Regions from separate parts of the Homo sapiens genome. Here region 2 is linked to region 1. Evidence: read pairs that join two places in POLR2A ChIA-PET (ENCODE). Cell type or tissue: MCF 10A. All regions are shown on one strand. Links, peaks and the distances in the headings refer to the core of each region. The heading gives the core; the rest is flanking DNA.

The links. ChIA-PET counts read pairs that join two places held together with the same protein. Peaks named below come from ENCODE experiments on the same cell type or tissue, not always from the same donor. Only the 100,000 strongest peaks of a DNase experiment are listed, where the experiment ranks them.
Region 2: POLR2A ChIA-PET joins it to region 1 with 5 read pairs; 2 of 35 experiments call an interaction of 5 or more read pairs at or near these places.

The regions. Positions count from the first base shown.
Region 1 is chr5:131,627,325-131,631,729 of GRCh38, forward strand. All of the region lies in intron 1 of RAPGEF6 (Rap guanine nucleotide exchange factor 6), which reads right to left. Among named protein-coding and RNA genes, the nearest start is that of RAPGEF6, 5.7 kb to the right of the region's middle. In MCF 10A, for the core only: no CTCF peak of the experiment used is centred there; a DNase peak (open chromatin) is centred at 1,857.
Region 2 is chr5:131,926,829-131,931,233 of GRCh38, forward strand. All of the region lies in intron 5 of MEIKIN (meiotic kinetochore factor), which reads right to left. Among named protein-coding and RNA genes, the nearest start is that of MEIKIN, 17 kb to the right of the region's middle. In MCF 10A, for the core only: no CTCF peak of the experiment used is centred there; no DNase peak of the experiment used is centred there.

The sequences.
Region 1 (4,405 bases), core at 132-4,131:
AACTAACTGAAACCAAGCTGCTGAGTAAGACTGTCCAAGAAACAAAAAGTTAGCAGTTCCAATGAATACGAAGTGCTACCTTTTTAACATATGATGACTTTACAAAATGTATTTCCAAATTTTGGCTTGTAAAATATTTATTCATCATTTAATATGTGCAAATCATGGCATTAAGCACTGAGAGGGAAATAAACATTAAGGGAAATATAAGGAGTTCATTCTGAAGTAAAAAAAGGAACGTTATAAAGAATGGTATTAAATGTGGATTGAGCTGAGAAACAGCCAAGTTCAAGGTCTAATTATGACTGTGGCTTCTTTAAGGAATTCTGGCATAATGACGCAAAGAAGTACAGGCATACTCTGTTTTATTGTGCTTGGCTGGTATTGTGGGGTTGTTTTCTTTTTTTTTAAATACAAATTGAAGGTTCATGACAACCCTGCATCAAGCAAGTCCAACAGCACCATTTTTTTCAACAGCACATGCTCACTTCATGTCTCCGTGTCACATTTTGGTAATTCTCACAACATTTCAAACTTTTTCATTATATTTGCTATGGTGGCCTGTGATCAGCAATCTTTCATGTTACTACTGTAATTGTTTTGGGGCACCACAAACTGTGCCCATGTAAGATGGCAAACGTAACTGATGTATGTGTTCCAACTGTTCCACTGGCTGTTCCACCTTCTCTATCTCCCTCTCTTGGGGCCTCCCTATTCCCTGAGACATAACAATACGGAAATTAGGCCAATTAATAACCCTACAATGGCCCCTAAGTGTTCAAGTGAAAAGAGTCACCTATCTCTCACTTTAAATCAAAAGCTAGAAATGATTAAACTTAGGAAGGCTAACAACGGCCCAAAGCCAGGCCTCTTGCACCACACAGTTAGCCATGTTGTGAATGCAAAGAAAAGGCACATGGAGAAAATTAAAAGTGCTACTTTAGTGAACAAAAAAATGATTTAAAAAAAAAAAGTGAAAAAGTCTTATTGCTGATATGGAGAAAGTTTGAGTGGTCTAGATAAACCATCAAACCAGCCACAACAGTCCCTTAAGCCAAAACCTAATCCACAGCAAGGCCCTAACTTTTCAATTCTAAAAAGGTTGAGAGATGAGATGGCTGCAGAAGAAAAGTTTGAAGCTGGTGGAAGTTGGTTCATGAAGTTTACGAAAAAAAGCCACCTCCACTAACATAAAAAGTAAGTTATCCTGAAGATCTAGCTAAGATAATTAATGAAGGTGGCTACACTAAAAATCAGATTTTTAATGTAGACAAAACAGCCTTATATCAGAAGAAGATGCCACCTAAGACTTCCATAACTAGAGAGGAGAAATCAATGCCTGGCTTCAAAGCTTCAAAGGACAGGCTGACTCCTGTTAGAGGATAATGCAGCTGGTGACTTTAAGTTGAAGCCAATGATCATTTACCATTCTGAAAACCCTAAGGCCCTTAAGAATTATGTTAAATCTATTCTGCCTGTGCTCAGTAAATAAACAACAAAGCCTAAATGACAGCACGTTTGTTTACAGTATGGGTTAATGAATATTTTAAGTCCACTGATGAGACCCACTGCTCAGAAAAAAAGATTCATTTCAAAATACTACTACTCACTGACAATGCATCTTGTCACTCAAGAGCTCAGATGGAGGTACACAAGGAGATTAGTGATTTTTTTCAGGCCTGCTAATACAACATCCATTCTGTGGCCCATGGATCAAGGAAAAGTTTCAACCTTCAAGTCTTGTTATTTAAGAAACACATTTCATAAAGCTACAGCTGACATAGACAGTGATTCCCTAACAGATCTGTGAAAAGAAAATTGAAAACTGTCTTGAAATGATTCATCATTCCAGATGCCATTAAAACCATCTGTGGGCCAGGCATGGTGACTCACGCCTGTAATCCCAACACTTTGGGAGGCTGAGGTGGGAGGATCACTTGAGCCTAGGAGTTCAAGACCAGTCCAGGCAATGTATTGAGACTATCACTTAAAAGAAAAAAAAAATTGTGAAGCATGGGAGGAGGTCAAAATATCAACACTAACAGGAGTTTGAAAGAGGTTGAATCCAACCTTTATGAATGACTTTGAAGGGTACAACACTTCAGTGAAGGAAGCAACTGCATGTGTGGTAGAAATAGCAAGAGAACTAGAATTAGAAATAGAGCCTGGGCTGGCTCCCAGCACTTTGGGAGGCTAAGGTGGGAGGATTGCTTGGGCCCAGGAGTTCAAGATCAACCTGGGCAACATAGCAAGGCCTCGTCTCTACAAAAAAAAAAAAAAAATCAGCCACGCATGATGGCATGCACCTGTAGTACCAGCTACTCAGGAGGCTGAGGTGGGGTCACTTGAGCCTGGGAAGTAGAGGCTGCAGTGGGCTGTGATTACGCCACTGCACTCCAACCTGGGCAACAGAATGAGATCTTGTCTCAAAGAAAAAGAAAAAAAAAAAAAAGGAAAGAAAAAAAAAAGAAATGAAGATGGAGCCTGAAGGTGTGACTAAATTGCTGCAATCTCATGATAAAACTTGAGTAGATGAGAAGCTGCCTCTTATGCATTAGTAAAAAAAGTGGTTTCTTGAGACAACCTGCTCCTGGTGAAGATGATGTACATATTGTTCAAATGACAACAAAGAATTTAGAATACCACATAAGCTTAAGCTTAGTTGATAAAGCAGCAGCAGAATTTGGGAGGACTGACACCAATTTTGAAAGAAGTTACTGTAGGTAAAATGCTATCAAACAGCATCACATGCTAAAGAGAAATCTTTCATGAAAGAAAGTCAATTGATGTGGCAAACTTCATTGTCTTATTTTAAGAAACTGTCACAGCCACCCCAATCTTCGGCAACTACCACCCTGATTGGTCAGCAGCAGCTATCAACACTAAGGCAAGACCCTCCACCAGCTAAAAGATGACAACTAGCTGAAGGCTCAGATGACTGGTTAGTATTTTTTAGCAATAAAGTATTTTTAAATTAAGGCATATATCTTTTTTTAGACATAAGGCTATCACACACAATAAACTACTATATGTGTAAACAACTTTTATGTGCACTAGGAAATAAAATTCACGTGACTCACTTTATTGGGATATTGGCTTTACTGCAGTAGTCTGGAACCAAACCTGCAGTATCTGGGAGGTATGTCTGTACCTTAACAGTTTTTGTTGTTTTAGTGCACTTAATTGTCCATGGAGTATTTAAGTCTGAAATTTTCCATAAGAATATCTTTGCAAATTGAGAAAGAACTAGCTCAGGAAAGACAATGTTCTGTGGAAGCTGAATCTATAAGTAGGAGAAATCTCTCACACACACACTGTGTTAGAAAGATATCTAAATGGCACACTTTACAACATGTGTCTGTACTTGATGTCTGGCTCACTAGGATTATGCCTGAGTTGATAGTTTCACCTAAGGACGACAGATGGTTCAAAATAAAGGAACCATTCATTTTGTCCCAGAAACACAAGGAGTTCTTTACTCATTATTTACTCATCAATTACACGATGCAAACAAATGATTTCAACATACTAATTCTCATCCCTTTGTATATTTTTCACAACGCTTTGCACCCAGTAGGTATTCAAGGAAAAATAAGCCAAACAAATAATTTTATCCCCTTCTATTTTACAGCTTATTAATTTGGCTTCTAGGGCACCACCACTCTCTCGGTTTTTCTCCTACTGCACTGTTTGCTTCCACTCATTCTCCTTTGCTGATTTCTACTCTTCTCCCCGACCTTATACTGATCTCATGTCCCATGGTACTCACTGTCCTTGGTCCTCTTCTATTCTCTACGTACACTCACTACTTGGTAATTTTACCCAGTCTCATGACTTTCAATATCTATAAACTGATGACTATAAAATTGTTATCTCCAGCTCAGGCTTCTTAGTAATACAAATTTGTATATGCAACCTCTTACTCATTTCTAACAGACATTTCAAACTTGACATGTTCAAAACTGAATTTCTGATCTTGCCCCTAAAACCTACTCCTCCTGCAGCTTTTCCCATCTCGCTGATGGCAGCTCAAACCTCTCTGACAATAACTCCAACACTCCAGTTATTTAGGCCAAAAACCTTGAAGTCATGCTTGATTCTTCTCTTTTCCTCAAGGTCCACATCTGATCTATTAGCAAATCCTGTTGGCTAACCCTACAAAATATTTCTAAAACTTAACCACTTCTCACCACTTCCATTACTATCACTATCACTTTAGTCAGAGTGACCATCATCTCTAACCTGATTTTATGCAATAACAGCCGTTAACCTCCTGCTTTTGCCCTTAAACACCTACAGTCTATTCTCAACACAGCAGCCAGGAGACTACCCAGTAAGGTAGTCAGGTGTAGTGGCACATGCCTGTAGTTCCAGCTACTTGGGAGGTTGAAGCAGGAGAATCTGT
Region 2 (4,405 bases), core at 103-4,102, 300 kb after region 1:
CATGATTATTTTTGTTTCTGTGGCATCAGGTATAATGTCTCATCTTGCACTTTGAATTTTATTGAGTCTTCTTTTCTTAATCTAACTAAAAGTTTGTCAAACTTGTCTTTTCAAAAAACCAACTCTCAGTTTCACTGATTTCTTTCTATTTTTTTCAATTTTCTGTTCCATTTATTTCTGCTCTAAATTTTATTTCCTTCTATCTGATAATTTTTGGCTGTTCATTCTTTTTTTCTAGTTCCTTGAGGTGTAACATTAGCTTATTTGAAATTTTTCTTTTTAAATTTAGTTATTGTTATAAAATTCCCTCAGTACTGCTTTTGCTATATCCCACGTTTTAATATATTGTGCTTTCATCCGAAGATATTTTCTAATTTCCCTTTTGATTTCTTCTTTGACTCACTGGTTATTCAAGAGTATGTTAAATTTCCACATATTTGTGAATTTTCCAGTATTCCTTCTGCTACTGATTTCTAGTTTTGTTCCATTATGGTCAGAAAAGATACTTGGTATGTTTTCAGTCTTCCATTTGTTAAGACTTGTTTTGTGACATAATGTGATCTATTATGGAGAATGTCCTATCTGTGCATGAGAGAAATATATATTCTGCCACTGTCAGGTAGAATGTTTTGTATACATGTTAGGTCCATGTTGTCTATAGCGCTGTTCAAGTCTGCTGTTTGCTTACCTGTTTTCTGTCTGAATGTTCTATCCATTGTTAAAAGTGGGTTATACTGAATTATCCCACAATTATTGTATTACTATTTTTCCCTTCAGTTCTGTCAATGTCTGTTTTATATATTTAGATGCTGATGTTGGGTGCATACATATTTATAACTGTATATCTTCCTGGTGAATTGACCCTTTTATTATTATTTTTGTTCTTCTTTGTCTCTCATGACTGTTTTTGATTTAAAGTCTATCTTGTCTGACATAAATATAGCCACCCTCCTCTCTTTTGGTTACCATTTGTATGGAATATCTTTTTCCATCTCTCCATTTTTAGTGTATGTATCCTTAAATCTAAAGAGGATCGGCCGGGCGCGGTGGCTCACGCCTGTAATCCCAGCACTTTGGGAGTCCGAGACGGGCGGATCACGAGGTCAGGAGATCGAGACCATCCTGGCTAACACGGTGAAACCCCGTCTCTACTAAAAATACAAAAATTAGCCGGGCACGGTGGCGCGCGCCTGTAGTCCCAGCTACACGGGAGGCTGAGGCAGGAGAATGGCATGAACCCGGGAGGCGGAGCTTGCAGTGAGTTGAGATCGCGCCACTGCACTCCAGCCTGGGCGACAGAGCAAAACTCCGTCTCAAAAAAAAAAAAAAAAAAAATCTAAAGAGGGTCACTTGTAGACATCACATCATTAGGTCTTGTTCTTTTATCCATTCAGTCACTCTGTGTTTTGATTGGGAAGTTTAACTTATTTAAAGTAATTATTGATAGGTAAGGACTTAACTATTGTCATTTCACTAATTGTTTCTGTCTTGTAATTCTTTTGTCCCTTTTTCCTTTAGTGCTGCCTTTGTGTTCCACTGCTTTTTGTATATATCGATAATGCTTTTCTTTTTCTTCTTTTGTGATTCTTCCATAGGAATTTTGTTTGTGTTGACCATCGGGCTTACGTAAAATCTTCTATAGTTGTTAACAGTCTAAGCTGATAACTTAATTTCAATTGCATACAAAAACTACACTTATACTTCTCCCCCTCCTGCACTTTATTCATGTCACAATTTATATATTTTATGTTGTATTATTAACATCTTCAGTTAGTTTTTAACGTTTTTATCTTTTAACTCGTATACCAGAACTAAAAGTGATTTAATTCTGGTATACTACTATAACAGTATTACTGTATTCTGTACAGTATTACAATTACTATTACATTACTATTGTAATAGTATACTATAAATAATTAGTGAGCTTGAGGACAGGTCATTTTTAAAGACTCCAAAAGCAATTGCAACAAAAACAAAAATTGACAAATGGGACCTAATTAAACTGAAGAGCTTAATAGTAAACTACTATTACAATATTACTGTATTCTGTATTTATCTATATATTTATCTTTACCAATGAGTCTTATACTTTCATGTTACTGTTTAGCATCCTTGAGTTTCAACTTAAATAATTCCTTTCAGCATTACTTGTTAGGCAGGTCTAGTCATGGTAAATTCCCTCTGCTTTTGTTTGTCTGGGAAACTCCTTGTCTCTCCATTTTTGAAAGACAGTTTTCCTGGGTGTACTGTTGTTGGTTGATAATTTTTCTTTCAGCACTTTGAATATATCATCCCATTCTCTCTGATCTGTAAGGTTTCTGCTGAGAAATCCACTCATAGTTTTATGGGGGCTCCCCTGTACATGTCAAGTCACTTTTTACTTGCTGCTTTCAAAACTGTCTTTGTATATGACTTTTGACAACTCATTTATACTGTTTCTCAGTGTGGATTTCTTGGCTTCCTTCTACTTGGGTCCCTTGGGCTTCCTGGATCTAAATGTCCATTTCATTCCCCAGATTTGGGATGATTTTAGCCACTATTTCTTCAAATACACTTTCTAGTCCTTTCTCTCTTCTTCTCTGGGACTCCCATAATGCAAATGTTGGTCTGCTTGATAGTGGCTCACAAGTCTCTTAGGATTTCTTCAATCTTTTCATTCTTTTTTCTTCACTAATGGCATAATGCTAAATGACCTTTATTTTTCTTCCAATTTTTATTTTAGATATAGGGGGTACAGATGCACATTTGTTACATGGGAAAACTGTGTGTCACTGGGGCTTGGTGTACAAATGGATTTTGTCACCCAGATAGTGAGCATAGTATCCAATGGGTAGCTTTTCAATCTTCACCCTCTTCCCACCCTCCAACCTCAAGTAAGCCCCAGTGTCTACTGTTCCCTTCTTTGTGTCCATGTGTACTCAATGTTTAGTTCCCACTTATGAGAACATATGGTATTTGGTTTTCTGTTCCTGCATTAATTTGCTTAGGATAACGGTCTCTAGCTGCATCCATGCTGATGCAAAAGATATGATTTCATTCTTTTTTATTTCTGTGTAGTATTCCATGGTGTACGTGTACTACACTTTCTTTATCCAGTCTACCACTGATGGGCATTTAGGTTGATTCCACGTCTCTGCTATTGTGAAAATAGCTGCAACAAACATATGTGTTCATGTGTCTTTATAGAATGATTCCTTTGGAAATATATCCAGTAATAGGATTGTTGGGTCAAATGATAGTTCTAGGTTCTTTGAGAAATCTGCAAACTTCTTTCCACATTGGCCAAACTAATTTACATTCCCATTCCTCCTGTGTACCAGCAGTGTATAAGCTTTCCCTTTTCTCTACAATCTCACAAACACATTATTTTTTGACTTTTTAATAATAGCCACCTTGACTGGTATGCAATGCTATCTCATTGTGGTTTTGATTTGCATTTCTCTAATGAGAAGAAGACATACTTCTTTAGTCTTCTTTATATTCATGTCCTCTGCCCATTTTTTAATAGGATCGTTTTTTTGCTTGCTGATTTAAATTTCTTATAGATTCTGGATATTAGATCTTTGTTGGATGCATAGTTTGCAAATATTTTCTCCCATTCTGTAGGTTGTCTGTTTACTGTGTTGATAGTTTATTTTGCTGTGCAGAAGCTCTTCAGTTTAATTAGGTCCCATTTGTCAATTTTTGTTTTTCTTGCAATTGCTTTTGGAGTCTTTAAAAATGACCTGTCCTCAAGCTCACTAATTCTTTATTCTTCTTGAGCTAGTGTGCTGTTATATTGCTCTACTGAATTTTTCTTTTATTCTTTTTTATTTTTTTTAGAGCAGTCTTGCTCTGTCATCCAGGCTGGAGTGCAGTAGCATAATCATAGCTCACTGTAACATCAAACTCCTTGGCTCAAGTGATCCTCCCACCTCAGCCTCCTAAAGCATTGGGATTATAGGCATGAGCCACTGTGCCTGGCCTCAGTTCAGTGATAGTATTCTTCAGCTCCAAAAATTCCTATTTTGTTCTTTTTAAAACTTCCTTTTTGTTGAAATTCTTATTTGGTTCATGTATTGTTCTCAACTTGTTGAGCATCTTTTTAATGATTATTTTGAATTAGTTGTCAGACAATTTGTATATCTCCATTTCATTGGGGTCAGTTTCTGGGGATTTATCTTGTTCCTTTGTTTCGACCATGTTTCCCTGCTTCTTAATTTTCCTTGACAATTTTACTTGTATCAGCATCTACGCATTAGAAAATAACAGCCACTTCTCCCAGTCTGGCATTGTACAGAAGACCCTTATGAATAAGCCTACCCAGGGATCTCTCAAATCTTTGTGCTAGTCCAAACCACCGTCTTTGTTGTTATCAGCCTCCAGGCATTTACAATATGTCAGATCTTGTCAACATTGTAAGACA